Regions from separate parts of the Homo sapiens genome. Here region 1 is linked to region 2. The links are chromatin loops, found by intact Hi-C in ENCODE. Cell type or tissue: OCI-LY7. All regions are shown on one strand. Links, peaks and the distances in the headings refer to the core of each region. The heading gives the core; the rest is flanking DNA. Region 1 overlaps JDP2 (Jun dimerization protein 2). Region 2 has its middle 29 kb from the start of FOS.

Evidence for each region. A loop is a pair of places that touch in the nucleus more often than their neighbours do. Peaks named below come from ENCODE experiments on the same cell type or tissue, not always from the same donor. Only the 100,000 strongest peaks of a DNase experiment are listed, where the experiment ranks them.
Region 1: a loop joins it to region 2, with 7 times the contacts of the local background. A loop is called at or near these places in 2 of 110 quality-filtered maps.

The regions. Positions count from the first base shown.
Region 1 is chr14:75,467,126-75,475,454 of GRCh38, forward strand. JDP2 (Jun dimerization protein 2) reads left to right here. Exons shown (of 4, transcript NM_001135048.2): 4 at 2,165-6,982. The coding sequence ends at 2,350. Among named protein-coding and RNA genes, the nearest start is that of JDP2, 43 kb to the left of the region's middle. RefSeq lists an enhancer at 7,189-7,690. In OCI-LY7, for the core only: no CTCF peak of the experiment used is centred there; DNase peaks (open chromatin) are centred at 288, 1,727, 2,956 and 3,486; H3K4me3 peaks cover 3,138 bases; H3K27ac peaks cover 5,312 bases.
Region 2 is chr14:75,245,355-75,253,683 of GRCh38, forward strand. No RefSeq gene overlaps it. Among named protein-coding and RNA genes, the nearest start is that of FOS, 29 kb to the right of the region's middle. RefSeq lists enhancers at 4,404-4,573, 4,774-4,893. In OCI-LY7, for the core only: no CTCF peak of the experiment used is centred there; DNase peaks (open chromatin) are centred at 2,337, 4,267 and 4,837; H3K4me3 peaks cover 2,429 bases; H3K27ac peaks cover 4,002 bases.

The sequences.
Region 1 (8,329 bases), core at 145-8,144, 220 kb after region 2:
CTCTCAACCCACCTTCTCACTTTCTACCCTACTAAGTCCTAAAGCGAGCTATGATCACAGTGGAGTAGTTTTCCCTTCTAAACCCATCCTAAGCTTTCCCATGCCTGGGTCTTTGTTCACTCAGGGTTCTCCACCCGCAAGTCCCTCCTTCCCCTTCTCAACCCAGCCTGAGTCAACCCATCTTTCATGCCCAAGGTCAGACCCGCTCTTTAGCCCTCTCTAAGGTCTTCTGAACCCTGGGTGGCTGTTGGTCACACAGTAGTAAGCTCTGCCTTGTTGCACAGATTGCTTCTTCCCCTTACAGTGGAAAGGCCACAAGAGCCAGTTGGGGGCTCATGGCTCTTGGATTCCCCAGGGCATTCACTGTACATAGCAGGGCCTCAGCAAACACTCACAGATGGGTGGGTTACCCTGACACCCCTTGAGGCAGGGGCTCAGGAGAGTTTGAAGATGGAACTAAGCCCTTGGGCTGGGGAGACCGTGATGGTCAGAGGGTTTGTGAGAAGTTCCCAAGGTCACCAGAGAGTCACCAGTGAGCAGGGGGCTGACATTGGCACCTAACTGCCCCAGCCCGAGGGCTCACAGGCTTCCATGGATTCACGAGGGGTCTCTCCTGGCCCTCCGAGATGCGCCTCTCTTGGAATTCTCAGAACAGAGGACCAGGCCAGCTTCCCAGTCACGTCCCAGCCTGTGGAACCAAAAACCACCAGAGCTGGTTTTTAATATTTTCCCCGAGCATTTTTTTTTCCTTTAGTGAGGCTGTTTTCTCTCAGCGTCTGGTCACGAGGCCTGCCCGTCTCAGAGTTCCCGGGCACTCATGCTGCCACCTCAGAGATGAGCCAAGGAACAGTTCGGTCAGACCAGCTGTGGGAGGAAGACGGGACCCCTGGAGGGAGAGGGTTGGGCCCACTGAGGGTTCTGGGGACCCCCTGGGGAGGCCGCTCCACCTGTACCCTGCCAGGAGGACTGGCAGGCTTATGGGCTTACGGGCCCTCTGGTTGTCACATACGCAGTTGCAACTACTGCTTGCTCTTTGACTGATACAAGTTGCTCAATCTCTTACGCTATCGCCATTTTGGACTAAATACTTGTGGGGCTGGCCTGTGCATTGAAGGGTGTTTAGAGCATCTCTGGCATCTACCTGCTAGATGCTGGTAGCACAGCTCCCTCTGAGTTGTGACAATCAAAAATGTCTGCAGACATTGCCAAATGTCTCCTGGGAGGCAAAAATCAGTCCTAGTTGAGAACCACTGGTCTGAAACTTTGCTGGCCCTCGAATAAATGCCAAGTCTCAAAGTTTTCAGACATAATCCAAGAAAAATCATTCAGATGCTGTTTTACTGTTCAATCCCCCAAGCCTTGAATCGATATGCCCATCTCCCATCTACACGATGGACATGTAACCCTCGCCACCTCCCGAATCAAATCGTCAACATTCCTTCCTTCCCCTGGAACCTCTCCAGCTGAGCCGGAAGTTCCCTGGAAATCTCACTCAAGGTCTATTGGAAACCTCATTTGGGATCCAGCAGGATGACTGCTGATTCCCTGTCTGTGGGCAAAGCTTCCAGATTATAGGGATAAGGAAGAGGCTATTGAAATAATTATAGACTAATAGCTAGGAAGCACATGTTTTAGGAGGAATGACATGACTACACTACACTCACTGATCCCACCGGCCAAGATATCTCCCACATGTGTCTGTCACACATCAAAGCACGTTGCCGTTACACTGCCATCTGGGTCCCCTCTTGGGCCCCCCCATGCTTGCTCCGTAGACCTGCTCTAGGTCCACCTGGCCTCCTTTCTTTGCCCACCCTTTCTTTCTTGTGCAAAGGCCCTGAGGCGGCAGAGTATTTGGCATATTTGAGCAACAGCAAGGTGGTCACTGAAGCTGGGGTGGATTGAGGGAGGGGAGAGAGGTGGGACGTGAGTCTGGCTGGCCCTAGAATATAACCTGGACATGACACAGGCCAGTGTCACCGCTGTGGCAGGCACTGCCTGCAGAAAGTCAGTTAGCCAGGGGCTCAGTAGCAGGGTCTGTGCTTCTTCCTGCAGAAAACAGGCCAGTGCCAGCCCAGCGTGCCCTGTGCCTAACCACAGGCAGAGCCTCTCCCCAGAGCCAGTCCCCGTGAAACTCACAGCGTGCTTCTGTGTTGGTATACAGGAATCCGAGCGGCTGGAACTCATGAACGCAGAGCTGAAGACCCAGATTGAGGAGCTGAAGCAGGAGCGGCAGCAGCTCATCCTGATGCTGAACCGACACCGCCCCACCTGCATCGTCCGGACCGACAGTGTCAAGACCCCCGAGTCAGAAGGCAACCCACTGCTCGAGCAGCTCGAGAAGAAGTGACCATGGGCTGGGAGGAGGTGGAGGAGGAGGAAGAGGAGAAGGAAAAGTGACGAAGAGAGAGGAGGAGGGGGGCCCCAGATGGCCCTTCCTTTGGTGCATGAAAAACTGTACAATGAGGTTCAGCACAGCCAGCATCAGCCGAGCTTTTTTGTGAAACTCAGATCAGCCACCCAGGAGGAAGAGCGGGCTGAGGAAACCCAGAGGGACCAAGCGCTGAGACCAAAGTTGACCCTCGGGTAGGGTTGTCCTGCCTGGGGCCCCACTTGAAGGAGGCAGGACAGAGGCACCGAGGCCAGGGAGACGCCCAACGAGGCAGCCCTGGGCTCTTCTCTGGCCTCTTCACCAGGGCACCCATCCAAGGAACCTCCGAACAGCCAGGAAAAGCCATGAGTTGCAACCAAAACGCGGCTGAGGATGGAACTCAGAATGAAACTGCAACCCACCTGCCCCCAGCCCTGCCCCTCGCCCTGATGCGAAGCTGGAGAGGGGCGTGCTGCGGGGCCCTGATGCCCCCACCCACCTCGGTCCAGCGCGGCCCTGCCCAGGAGGCGGCAGCCGGGCGCACCCTCGCCAGCCCTGCTGGAGTTTGCTGTGGGCACTGAGGCGCGGGCGCCCTTCCAAAGCACATACTCACCGAATGTTTACAGACTGGCTGTCCTGGCAGGGCTTTCAACTGCACATGTTTTTTATACTTTCCTTTTTTTTTTTTTTTTTAATATTTTTTACAAAAAAAAAGATTTTATACAAGCAATATATATATGGATTTCTATAATCACTCGATGTGATACAGTATAAATATGCTATGGTTTGTTTGTTATGAACAGATAGCCACCAGTTACGGCCGTTGTGTGTAACTCCTAAGTACTGTAGTCTCTGGGTGTCGGGGGTGGCCAGGGCGGGGGCGGGGTGCATTTCCATCCTTGTAAACCCTTCATAGTACTCAGTCCTGTATCGCTCAGTAAACATTGCTCTTACTTACATAGCCGCCTTGCGTGGTGTCTGCCTGGGGAATGGGTGCAAGGCCCTCTCAGGGTCGGAGACTGTTTGGAGCCTCTGCTATAGGCCTGTTCATTTTCACAACAGCTCTCCTATTTCACAGATGAGGAAGCTAAGGCTCAGAGACATTAAGCCACCTGCAGTTACTATTTTGAGAGCAGTCAGAGTGTTCGCTCACTCTGCAGATGTTTTCTGAGGGCCTGTTGTGTGTGCCAGGCCCTGAGAATTCACTGGAGGATGAAACAGACCTAAGTCTTGCCCTTGTGGGGCCTCCAGTAAGGAGTGAATCCTGTGCTTGCTCCATAAGTTGTCTCATTTCGTCTTCATGGCAGCCTTGCCAGGGAACAGCACTTGTCCCCAATTCACAGATGGCGAATTAGAGGTCCAGGGAATTAAACTCGCAGACACCATTTGTTGAAGACTTATTTTGTGACAAGCAGACATAGTCTCTTCCCTTCTCACAAGAGCACAAACTAGGCACGATTCTTCTCATTTTACAGATGGTTTAACTGAGGCTCAGAGAAGGTAAGCGACTTATCCAAGGTAACCCAGCTAGCAAGGGATAGAGCTGGTGTTTGAACTCTCCCTCCAGAGGCCTGTGACTCTCCTCCTGTCACCAACCCACTATGATTGTCCTCATGGTTGAATAGGAAGCTTATGAGGCCACAGTTATAGATTTAGTTTCTGGGAAGGCTGGATAGAGTTCCAGGTTGTCCCATGATCACAGAGTGAACCAACTACCCTGGTCAATGTGTGTCTGACCCAGGGAAGGGTGTGGATGGCTTCTCTGCCCCCTCACCTCGACAGCTGAATCCCTGCCACCCAGGGCCGGAGCAGCTCAGTGGCATTCACTCAGTGCCTGCTGTGTACCTGGCACTCGGCAGTTCTCAAGGCATGTCACGCATGAGGAAGGCGGGAGAGGTGTTTTTAGCTTCCTTGTATACTGAAGCTTGCAAAGGCTACAGTTTACCCAACTAAACTTGACTCCTGCATTCTAATCATGTGTTCTTTCTCCTCCATCCCTGGACTTAGGATAACTAGTTGCTGGTGATGACTTCGTGTCAAGAACAGCAGTGAACCTGGGTTGCTTCCCAAATTGTGGACGAGGCCTTCTGGGATGGGCAGAAGTGGAGAATGGTGATTAACACACCTGTGATCCCTCCCTCGCTCACTCCTCTCAGTTTCCCTCCACCCAACACACTTGGTGTGGACTCCCCTGCACCCCGCCCTAGAAACAGGACCTGGTCCTCTCACTGTCAGCTGTGGCAGAAGGTTGTGGCAGCGGGTTGCCTTCTGTCTCGGGGGTCTTGAGGCTGTCGGTCCGGACGATGCAGGTGAGGCAGTGTCAGTTCTGCATCAGGAACCCCTCGCGCTGTAATCCTTTGATATTTTTCAAGCCATGAGAAAAATGAAGTGGACTTACCAGGGTCCCTCCAGTGACCTAGTGGATGTTCTTACAGGACTGCCGTGTGCCACTGGCTGTGGCTTCCCTGGTCCTGTGCTTGGCCACCGGGAGCTGGCATCTCCAAAATAGAGCCTCCTTAGCCTGTGCAGGTGGGCTGTCTTCCAAAGTCACCACACCAGTGACTTGTGCTGTGCGGAGCCTTCCTCACCAGGACCACTGGCTGCTCCTGTGGCTAGAAGTCACAATTATAGGCTTCATTGCAAGAGCCAGCATTTGAGTTTCTTCTGGGCACCTGCCACTGTGCATGTGTGACCTCAACTGCTTTGTGCACCCTGACTGGGGGGTAGGTGCTAGCGTTCCAACATTACAGATGAGAAAACCGAGGCACACAGAAGAGGTAACCTGCCCAAGGTCACAGGTGTTAGGTGGCAGAGCCAAGATGTTATTGTCAGTCTGACTTCAGGTGCATAAAACCTGAGGCTGAGCCTCCCCATGAGAGGAAAAATGTGTTTGTGGTGTGACCTCAGTTGCCAGGGAACTTGTGCAGGAAGCCGGGAGAGATGGCACAGACCCACCTGTGCTCACAGTACATGTTAAGAATTCCCAAGTCTCAGGCAAACCATCTCCAAGGGTGTTCACAGAAGACACACCTTAAAGGCAAACGGGTTCATGATGTAATCTTCTATTGACTAGCTGTGAACCTCATTTTTCTTATCTGTGAAGTGGGAACAGTAATAATCCAAGTCTTTTTATGGAGTTATCAAGATCAAAAAAGGAATGGATATACAAAGTGTTTTGTGAAATAAAAGCTCCCTAAAATGGTAATTATTTTGTCCTCTGTTAGTGTCGGTAGTTATTGATATCTACATAGTACAGGTTATTTAAATATGTTTTATTCTGTAAAGATGGGCTGCCAAGTTTGTGTTCTGACCCTGTACGTGGTCCCTATGGTGTGATGAATGCCTGGGATCGCAGACTCCTGGATCTGTTCAGCTCCTGACTGGTCACAACCAGCCATGCTGGATGCATCATTCCCTCCCTGGGCCTCAGTGTGCCCTCCTGCCAGGTGGTCACACATAAGACCTGTGCCACCTCTGCCCAGGGTTCCTATGAGAATCAATCGAGTTGATGAATGCAACCATGGCCTGAGAAAGACAAGACGCTTTAGCTATCAGATGGGCAGAAACAAGTATGTGTTGGTAAGAATATGGATTAAAGGTTGGGAGGCCAAGATGGGTGGATCATGAGGTCAGAAGATTGAGACCACCCTGGATAACACGGTGAAACCCTGTCTCTACTAATAATACAAAAAATTAGCCGGGCATGGTGGCACGTGCCTGTAGTCCCAGCTACTCGGGAGGCTGAGGCAGGAGAATCACTTGGACCTGGGAGGTGGAGGTTGCAGTGAGCCAAGATTGCGCCACTGCACTCCAGCCTGGGTGACAGAGCGAGACTCCATCTCAAAAAAAACAAAACAAAAAAAATGTGGATTAAAGGAAACTTAGATATGCTGCCAGTGAGAAACTGTGCAAAGCAATTTGGAAATAACCAGTAAAACTAAAGCTAAACGCATCCTTTGACCTAGCAGTTTTCCTCCTAGTCTTGGGAGGAACTCTAGCACAGGGGCAAAAGGAAATGTACAAGAATGTTCACTGATGGCTTTGTTTGTATTTTTAAAAAGTTGAAAACAACCTAAATGATGATCAGCATAAGAACAAATAAATTGTGGTATTTTCCTAAAATTGAATATTACTCAACAGGTAAAAAAGAATGAACCAGAGCTATATGTATCAATATGGATAAATCTCAGAAACCTACTGTTGAGATGGAGGGTAGGGGAGTGAACTGCGGAAGGATACCACTTATGTCATATTTCTAACTAAATGTATACGTTGATACTTTATTGTTTATGGCTACACACACATCTGGGTAATAGAGGTATAAAAGCCTGCACAAGAATGCTGTCAATATCACAATCAGTCATAGGGAGTGCTCCTGGGAGGGCCGCGGAGAGGAGGGAACTAGGGATGCCACTGCAAGGGTAAGTAGGACGCTGGACTTCAACTTCAACTATACACATAACATTTCATTTATTTTTTTAAAATCCCCATCAAATGTAGAATGACAGGATTTTTCAGAGGTGGGTGATGTGTGCACAGATGTGGGCTATCTTCTCCACACTCCTCTGTATATTTGATATTCTTTGCAATAAAAGAGAACAAGCCACAATACAAATAGGAGGTTTTGTTTTTATTATTGCCTTAGCAAACTCAGGAAATAAAAACAAATCTGAAATTACAATGGGATTGCAGCATATGCTCTTTGAATTTATGCAAATTTAATTATATGCCTGAAGGGAGAGAGAGAGACAATTCAAAGGGTGGAAAGAGGTTAGCTGGTTGAGCCCTGCGGGAGGGTGCCCCGGGGTGAGGACACCTTGAGGAATGTTGTTCTGCTCTACACTCAGTGGATCCTGGTCCCTGCTCTCTACGGGAGGGGCAATTAAGGCGTGTTCAAGGTTCATCTGGACTCTAGACTTCTTCCTTACATGCTGACTTTTCAATCCAAGCCCTGCTCGAAAGCCAACTGTACTGCGCCTACAAGTGGAGCTCTGGACTGGAAGGCAAGCAGAGGGGAAGCCTTTGAAGATGGGAACCCAGTTTTGACAGGTATATTCGTTTTCTGTTGCTGCCATAATAAACTATCACAGATTTAATCCCTTAAAACAACACAGATTTTGTCTTGCATTTCTGGATGTCCAAAGCCCAAAATGCTTCTTACTGGGCTAGAATCAAGGTGTTGGCAGGACTGCTTTCTTTTTGGAGGTTCTCGGGGAAAATCTACTTTCTTGCTTTTTCCAGGTTTTGGAGGCTGCCCGCATTCTACCTTCAAAGCCAGCAATGGCCACACATCTTTCTCACCCATTGCTATGACGCTGACTCCCTGCCTCCCTCTTCCCAACCTTCTCCATCCTTTTTTTTTTTTTTTTTTTTTTTGAGACAGAGTTTCGCTCTTGTTGCCCAGGCTGGACTGCGATGGCACGATCTCGGCTTACTGCAAACTCCGCCCCCCGGGTTCAAGGGATTCTCCTGCCTCAGCCTCCCAAGTAGCTGGGATTACAGGTGCCCCTCATCACAAACCGCTAATTCTTTGTATTTTTTAGTAGAGATGGGGTTTCACCATGTTGGCCAGACTGGTCTCAAACTCCTGACCTCAGGTGATCCACCCGCCTCGGCCTCCCAAAGTGCTGGGATTACAGGCGTGAGACACCGTGCCCAACCTTCCCTATTCCATCTTTTAAGGGCCCTTGTGACAACATTGGGTCTACCCCGATAATCCAGATAATCTCCTTATTTTAACGTGTGCTCATTAGCAACCCTAATTCCACCTGCAACCTTAATTCCCCCTGGCCACGTGACATATTCACAGGTTCCAGGGATTAGAAGGTGGACATCTTGGAGAGCAGATGATTCTGCCTGCCATAGCAGGATATTCAGAATTGGAGGTTCTTAACTATTAGGTTGGTGCAATTGCATTTGCACCAACCTAATATGACCCTTCTCACTACTAGGCAAGAC
Region 2 (8,329 bases), core at 149-8,148:
ATCACTTGAACCTGGGAGGCAGGGGTTGCAGTGAGCCGAGATCGTGCCATTGCACTCCAGTCTGGGCAACAAGAGTGAGACTCCGTCTCAAAAAAACAAAAACTAAACTAACCCTTTATTTTGGCTATCTGGAGGCTCCTATTGAAACATAATGAATCACCTGAAAGGTACATAAAAAGAGTACCCCTCGGCCAGATGCAGTGGCTCACGCCTGTAATCCCAGCACTTTGGGAGGCCGAGGCAGCGGATCACTTGAGTTCAGGAGTTTGAGACCAGCCTGGCCAACACGGTGAAACACCATCTTTACTAAAAATACAACAAATTAGCTGGGCATGATGGCAGGCGCCTGTAATCCCAGCTACTCGGGAGGCTAAGGCAGGAGAATCGCTTGAACTCGGGAGGTGGAGGTTGCAGTGAGCCGAGATTGCACCACTGCACTCCAGCCTGGGCGACATAGCAAGACTCCATCTCAAAAAAAAAAAAGTGTACCCCTTTTCACCCTCTCTCACCTGGTGCCTGTTTTTTAGGGAAAATTGACTTCAGGTAGGAAACCTAAAAACATTCTGGTCTAGTTTCTCTAGGGAGCTGCTTGTAGAATTAAAAAGTACAAGGTAGGCTGCATCAGGCAAGGCTTCATCTAGGGCTCCAGGACCCCATCTCTGTTTATCTTTAAGTAGGGCTATCCTTCACTGCCAGTGCAATTCTCAGGCTCTTCATGCAAGGTGGCGGACAGCAACTCTAGGTCTGTATGTGCTCAGGTTCAAGTCTAGTGGAAAACAGCACATGCTTGTCTCTGGGCAATCCCGGCAAAGGTCTCATTGTGTTTCACGGGGGTAATGTGCCCACCTCTGAACCAATCACTACAGCAGAGGAATTGAGCAGTGCTCTGATTGGCCAGGCCATCTATGGAGGGAGAGGTAGAGTCAACTGCGCTTAATGCACAGAGATTAGGATTGGGGAAGGGTAATTTCCTAGAGGAAAATGGGAATCCAGTTGCCAGAAGAAGCCTGAATGAGTGCTGGGTGGCAAAGCAAGAGTTCCAAACACATCAACGAAGGAAAATGTGCAGTTTCGGGGGTGACCTGATGGTGCTATTATCTCCTCAATTGATTTGCTTTTCCAAAGCTTCCTTGTAGATACGTCTCACATACAGACCTAACCTGGGGTGGAGCAAAGAAATGGCAAACTTTCCTTATGCCTAGGCTAGGCATCTGTCCATCTCTGGGGTCATCAGGACTAGTGACTTGGAATCAGGAGACTCAGGCAGGGAAGAGAAGGTGAAAGCAAAAGATTGAATATACAGAAGGCCAGGCTTAAGGTGTCAGGAAACTATACCTGTCTCCTGGGAGTGGCAGATTTGTGAATGCCTCTCAGATACACAAGACTTAAGCCTGGAATCTCAATGCCCTGGGGGCAGGCAGGTGAAGCAAATGAGTGCAGAGGGCTGCTGCACCAAACCCAAGACACGTGCCCACCTAACAGTGGCGTCTATAACCCACTATCACTATTTTTCCCCAGGAGAGTCTGTAAATCCAGAATGGATGTATGTGCATGTGCACATGTGTGCAATCTCCCTGTTTTTATTCTTATTTTATTTTGGGGGGACAGGGTCTTGCTCTGTTGCCCAGGCTGGAGTGCAATAGTGCAATCACAGCTCACTGCAGCCTCGACCCCCTGGGCTCAAGCAAGCCTCCCACTTCAGCCTCTCAAGCAGCTGGGACCACAGGCATGTGCCACCACATCTGGCTAATTTTTTCGTTTTTATTTTTGTAGAGACGGGGTTCTCCCTATGTTGCCCAGGCTGGTCTCGAACTCCTGGGCTGGTCTTGATCCTCCTGCCTCAGCCTCCCAAAGTGTTGACATTATCGGTGTGACTTAACATGCCTGGCTTCTCTGTTTTTAAATGTTGACAACTGAAGCAAATGTTAAAATACACTATGTTGTCAGGCTCGGTGGCTCGTGCCTGTAGTCCCAGCAACTCAGGAAGCTGAGGTGGGAGGATCACTTGAGTCTGGGAGCTCGAGGCTGCAGTGAGCCACGGTCCCACCACTGCACGGACCTCCCCAACCCCCAAGTTTGTGACATCTGATAGAGCCATATAGCCACAGAGCAAATGGAAGACCCTTCTCGATTAGTACAATATTAAATCTGTGTGCTAATCTATGCCCAAATCAACAATTACCCAATGACAGCCCACTGCCCAAAGTTCAGCCCTTTCATCTACCTTATCTAACTAAAAGCTGAAAAATACCACGTGGGCCATGAAAGGTGAGGGAACATCACTGTGAGAACTGTACTTCCATTTCCTGGCGGGGGTGTGGTTAAATTCACAACTTTGGTGTGATACTAACCGTCGGAGGGTTTTACATTCGATTTCCTGTTTCCTTTTCTTAATAAAGAAAGGAAAAGTGGGCCCCCGCAGCAACGGTAAGCTGAGTTCCATAGGAAGACACCACGGGGGTTCCAACTTGGCCACAAGCAAAAACAAAACGTAACCCTGAAACCTGGTAAATAGCAATATGCAGAAAACTGTGGGCCATGTGGTTGCTTAGGGGTGTTTTGATCATCTTGTGCAGCAATTTTCCACCTTAAAGTCATCAGACTAGTGGCTATGTCCTTTATTTTCGAGTTGCTGGAACCATTTCCCACGAAAGATTTAGAATATAATAACGGTGATAATAACTATGGTAGTTCTCATGTGCCAGGGACAGTGAGAGGTGCCTCACATGCCTCTAATTCTGGGGTAAACGCTCCAAGAATGATTCCCATTTTACAGATGAGGAAACTGAGGTTTGGAGGAGTTAAGATAATTTGTCCAAGTTACTTTAACTGACGGAGATGGGGTTTCATTCTTTCTTTCATTCATTAAATATTTATAGGTCGCCTATTTATTAGGCTAGACACTACAGAAAGATTGAGGGTTGAAGGCAGCTGAGCTCAGAATGAATCCCACTTGCTGAAAATAACCTCTGTGGAGAAGCCACATTTGGAATATTTATTTTGAGTTTTCTTCCTTTCTTTTTAGAGACAGGGTCTTGCTCTGTTGCATAGCAGTGATAAAATCATAGCTCACTGCAGCCCCAAACTCCTGGCCTCAAGTGATCCTCCTGCCTGTGCCTCCGCCTCCCGAAGTGCTGGGATTACAGGCATGAGCCACGGCATTCGGTTTTCTTTTATTTCTTCAGACTTTAACATTTTTATTGCATTTTATCTTTTCCCCTGGTGCTCCTCAGCAGGATCTAGACTCTTACTGAGCACAGTTCTATGCTGAGTGCTGGAAGGAATACAAAGCTGTATGAAGGCCGGGCACGGTGGCTCACACCTGTAATCCAGCCCTTTGGGAGGCCGAGGCAGGCGGATCACCTGAGGTCAGGAGTTCGAGACCAGCCTGGCCAACATGGTGAAACCATGTCTCTACTAAAAATACAAAAAAAACAAACAAACAAAAATTAGCTGGACGTGGTGGTGGGTGCCTGTAATCCCAGCTACTTGGGAGGTTGAGGCAGGAGAATCGCTTGGACCCAGGAGGTGGAGGTTGCAGTAAGCTGAGATTGTACCACTCACTCCAGCCTGGGCGACAAGAGTGAGACTCCGTCTCAAAAAAAAAAACAAAAAACAAAAAACAAAAAGCCGCATGAAAAGCTGATCCTGACTTCTGGGAGCTTGTAATTCAGTTTGGGAGACAAAGCCTATGCAATAAAACATTTAAATAATAACACAAAATAATGCATAATTAAGTGCCAAAGTAAATGGTCCAGGTGAAAAAGTTCAGAGGGATGAGAGGCTACTTTAGGCTGACACGGGTGGGGCACTGGAACAGAGGAGGCAGGTCTTTGAGGGACAGGCAGAGTAAAGAGGACATGCTCAGCTGGTATGCAGGAGAAAAGGGACAAAGCACGGCATAAACGAAAGTGTAGAAAGAGGAGGAATATGCTGATGCAGTATGATCTGGTGCATAAACTCTCAGTTTCAGCAGTTACATGGTCCTGGGTGTGAATCCAGCCTCAGCACCTTTCTACCTGAGTGGCCCTACATCAATTATTTTACTTGTATTAAGCCTCAGTTTCCTGATCTGCAAAGTGGGCATAAAGAATGAAACCATGCAAAACAAAGCAGCATCTGGCACAGGGCCAGGCCTCAGTGGCAGCTACTGCTATTATTATGATCTCTTTGCAGGGGGAACCCTTGCAGCTGTTCCACCTGAATAGTGGAGAGAGGTGTGTGGCCACGCTGAAACCTGAAACCATAACGTAAGAGCCCAAGGGAGACTGGAAACTCTACAGCCATGAACTAAAAGCAGCGTGTGTCAGCCGCAGAATCGGATAACACAACCAAACCACAAATGTGCCTGCCGCTCAGGCTTTAAAGTTCTACAGCAGAGCAGGACCCACTGTGACTTACTTTGTGTGATGGAGTCAAACCACATTTTTTTTCTTCTTTTTCTCATCAGACTTCACAGGAAATATACGTCTTTGTTCAGATTTGAGATAAGGTACCCCTTCACCTTGACTCTCCTTTGCGGCATGAACTCACCCATTAAGTTGCTCACTTTCTATCCTAGGCCCATATCATCAGCCACTTATATTTAGTAGGCATGTGGGTTTGTATTGCTCTTATGTTAGAGGTGGAATCAAAGCTTTATCTATTAAGACATGGTTTGTAGTCAGACTGAGATGACAATCTAAAAAAAGGAGGTGAGAGTCTCCCGGAGGATACAACCAAGTGGGGTGGATTCTGTTGAAGGTTGTTTATTTTGCCATCAGTAATCCCCTACAATGCTGTTGCTCAATAATTATTTTAGGTCTCATGACTTTCAACCTAACCTCTGTGCCCACAGAGAGAATCTATACTGAGGTGTTGACATGATTTCTTTGCAGCTGTTACAAATTAATAGCCTTGGCTCCCTTCGCATGTTGAACCATTAAAATTGTGAAGACAATTGGCATTAAGGTATTTCTCAAAGACCCCTCACCCAGTCTAATGGGACCTCTGTCCCGTTCCAGGAGTGCCTATTCCTAGATTTCTTTTTTATTTATTTTATTTATTTTTTGGTTTTTCCTTTTAAGCCCAAATCTCCCCATATAGGACTAACCTACGGGCCGACACGGTGGCTCACACCTGTAATCCTAGCACTTTGGGAGGCCGAGGCAGGCAAATCACCTGAGGCCAGGAGCTCGAGGCCAGCCTGGCCAACATGGCGAAACCCCATCTCTACTAAAAATACAAAAATTAGCCAGGCATGGTGGTGCACACCTGTAATCCCAGCTACTTGGAAGGCTTAGACAGGAGAATGGTTGAACCCAGGAGGTGGAGGTTGCAGTGAGCCGAGATCATGCCACTGTACTCCAGCCTGGATGACAGAGCAAGACTCCATCTCAAAAGAAAAAAAAAAGGACTAACCTAAGAATTGATGGTAGGAGGGCATGGAAGGAGGAGTACAAACAATAGCCCAGTAGGTTGTAGCTTATAGCCAGCGTTCAATAAACTTATCTCAGTATACTGAGAAGGAAGGAAGCAAATATATAATAAACCACCACCACGTTAATGCCTACTGTTTGTCAAGCATTTGCCATCCACACACCTTATCTTGTTGTCCTCCAACAACAGTATAAGGAAGGTAGTATTGGTGTGCCCATTTTGCAGAGAAGGAAACTGAGGCACAGAAAGATTAACTCGTAAGATAAATAGTTTGCAATGAGTAGCAGAGCAGGGATTTGAACCCAGGGAGTCGAGCTCCAGGGCTGGTGTTGTCAAATGCTACTAAGATATGTGTATTTTATCAGGAGGAAGCAGAGGGAGAAGAGGCACTGTAAAGAAATAGAAGGGTGTCTTGGGAGCTTAAGCTTTGGCCTATAGCACGATGCTGTCCCAGTCACAAACAGAGCCCCAGCCCAGATGGACAAGGCCACATCCTGACAAATACCCAGAAGTAAGACAGTCACAGTTTTGTACCCACTCTCTGTCCCCATCCTTTGCTGTTCTTGTGGGGCCAGCCAGGTTCCAGCTGAGTTGTAAACTTGTAGTATGGCTCTAGCTAGCCTAAGGGATTAGTGGAGCCATCTCTGGCTCATTGAGCTCCAGAGTGGCCAGTGAGAGCCTGGAAGTTGGATCAGATGACACTTCTGGAGGCATGGGCTATGGTCCCAAGGGTCCCCAGTAACTGGACAAGGGCCTTGGATCCCCAGCCTAATATGGAAGCGTCTCAAGACCCTTCTCTGGTCTTGTGTCTTCACTGACCCTGAGGAAAGGGCCTCCATTTTGCTTTAGATAGTTTAGCACAGTCTGGGAAGTCAGCCATTTCTGAGTTTGAATCTCATTTATTGCCTGTGCTGAGTTGGGAAAGTTAACTTCTCTATGCCTCTACTGCTTTTTTAAAAAACTAAAAATATAGAAGGCTGGACGCAGGGGCTCACACCTGTAATCCCAGCACTTCGGGAGGCCAAGGTGGGTGGATCATGAGGTCAAGAGATTGAGACCATGCTGGCCAACACGGTGAAACCCCGTCCCTACTAAAAATACAAAAAAATTAGCTGGATGTGGTGGCAGGCACCTGTAGTCCCAGCTACTTGGGAGGCTGAAGCAGGAGAATTGCTTGAAGTGGGAGGTGGGGGTTGCAGTGAGCTGAGGTTGCGCCACTGCACTCCAGCCTGGTGACAGAGCGAGACTCAGTCTCAAAAAAAAAAAAAAAAAAATACACACACACACACACACACACATATATATATATATATATACTGGGTCTTGCCATGTTGCCCAGGCTGCTCTTGAACCCCTGGCCTCGAGCAATCTCTGTGCTTCCATATCTTCATCTGTCAAAGGGGATAGTATAAGAACCTACCTCACAGGGTTGTTTTAAGGACAAAGTAAACGAATTCCTATCAGTCACATAAAGCACACTTGGCACTCAGTAAACGTGGGTGATGGTAATGAACTACACCTTGCTTCCGTTTAAGAAGTCATTCTAACTGTCTCAAGCCCCACAATGCACATTATCTCATCCGGGTAGGGAGCGGCCCCAGGAACAAAGCCTATGGCTTTGCCAGGCCCTGCAGCCATGTGCTCAGGTCTCTCCTGGAGAGGAAATGGTTTCATTATTCAGCTGTCTAGGTCATGGCCACTTTCTTCAGGGCAGGGCTGTCTGTGGCCTTGCCTGCTCGACATGCTTGGTTATGCCCAGCATGCCAGCCTGGCTCTGCCGGCCCCCAGCGTGTGAAGGAGCACAGAGAGGCATAAGCCTGCCTGCCGGGAAGAATGCTCATTCATGACAGGTCCATAGCGTCATAATGCTAGGCCTTGTTCTTGCCCCTGGAGCAGGTGAGGAGCCCATGGAAGCTAGTGCACTTCTGAAGATCCTTTCGTTGATCTGGCTGGATGACCATGACTGTGACCTTCAGCCAGGAAATCCCTGCATTCAAGGGAAGGCTGCCCCAGGGTCCAGGGCAAGGGCAATGTTTAGGCTAGTAGAAAGGCCCTTTCTGGCTGGGTGCGGTGGCTCACACCTGTAATCCCAACATTTTGGGAGGCTAAGGCGGGCCATCGCTTGAGCCCAAGAGTTTGAGACCAGCCTGGGCAACATGGTGAAACCCCATCTCTACAAAAAATACAAAAATTGGCCTGGTGTGGTGGTGGGGGCTTGTAGTCCCAGCTATTCAGGAGGATGAGGAGGGAGGATCACTTGAGCCTGGGAGGTCAAGGCTGCTGTGAGCTAGGATAAAGTCACTGCATTTCAGTGACTGCATTTCAGTGATTTTCAGCCTGGGAAAGACAGCGAGACCCTGTCTCAGAAAAAAGAAAGGCCCTTTCCAAAGTTGACTTGGGAGCCTCAGAAGGGAAGCATAGAGATGACAGGGCGGGTCTGGGGTGCTGTGTCTGTGTCTGCTGTCTAAGGCATCTAGCCACCGGCACAGCAGGGCTCTCCAGGAACATCGCTACCATTCTGGTTCTGAGATGTGTTCCAGAGGTTCTGGTTCCGCTTCCGTATGGGTTCCAGACTTCCTTCCGTTGAATCCTAGCACTGTCATTTATCAACTGTGTGACCTTTGAAAATCTCCTTAACCTCTCTGCCTCCATTTCTCATCTGTAAGAGGGGATGACAATAATCTACTCACCTACTCACCTCTTTATGTTGTTTTGAGGCTTAAATGAGTTTTTACAAAAATGCTTAGAACAGTGCCTGGCATGTAGTAGCATAAATATTTGCTGTTATTTTTCACATGCTAGAGATTTTAGTTCTGGATGGAGGCTCATCTAAGTAAGGGGGCAAATCCAGAGTTCTAGACTAAGTCTATTTGACCTTGAAGTCTGTTTTCCTTGAAAGCTACCACCTTGT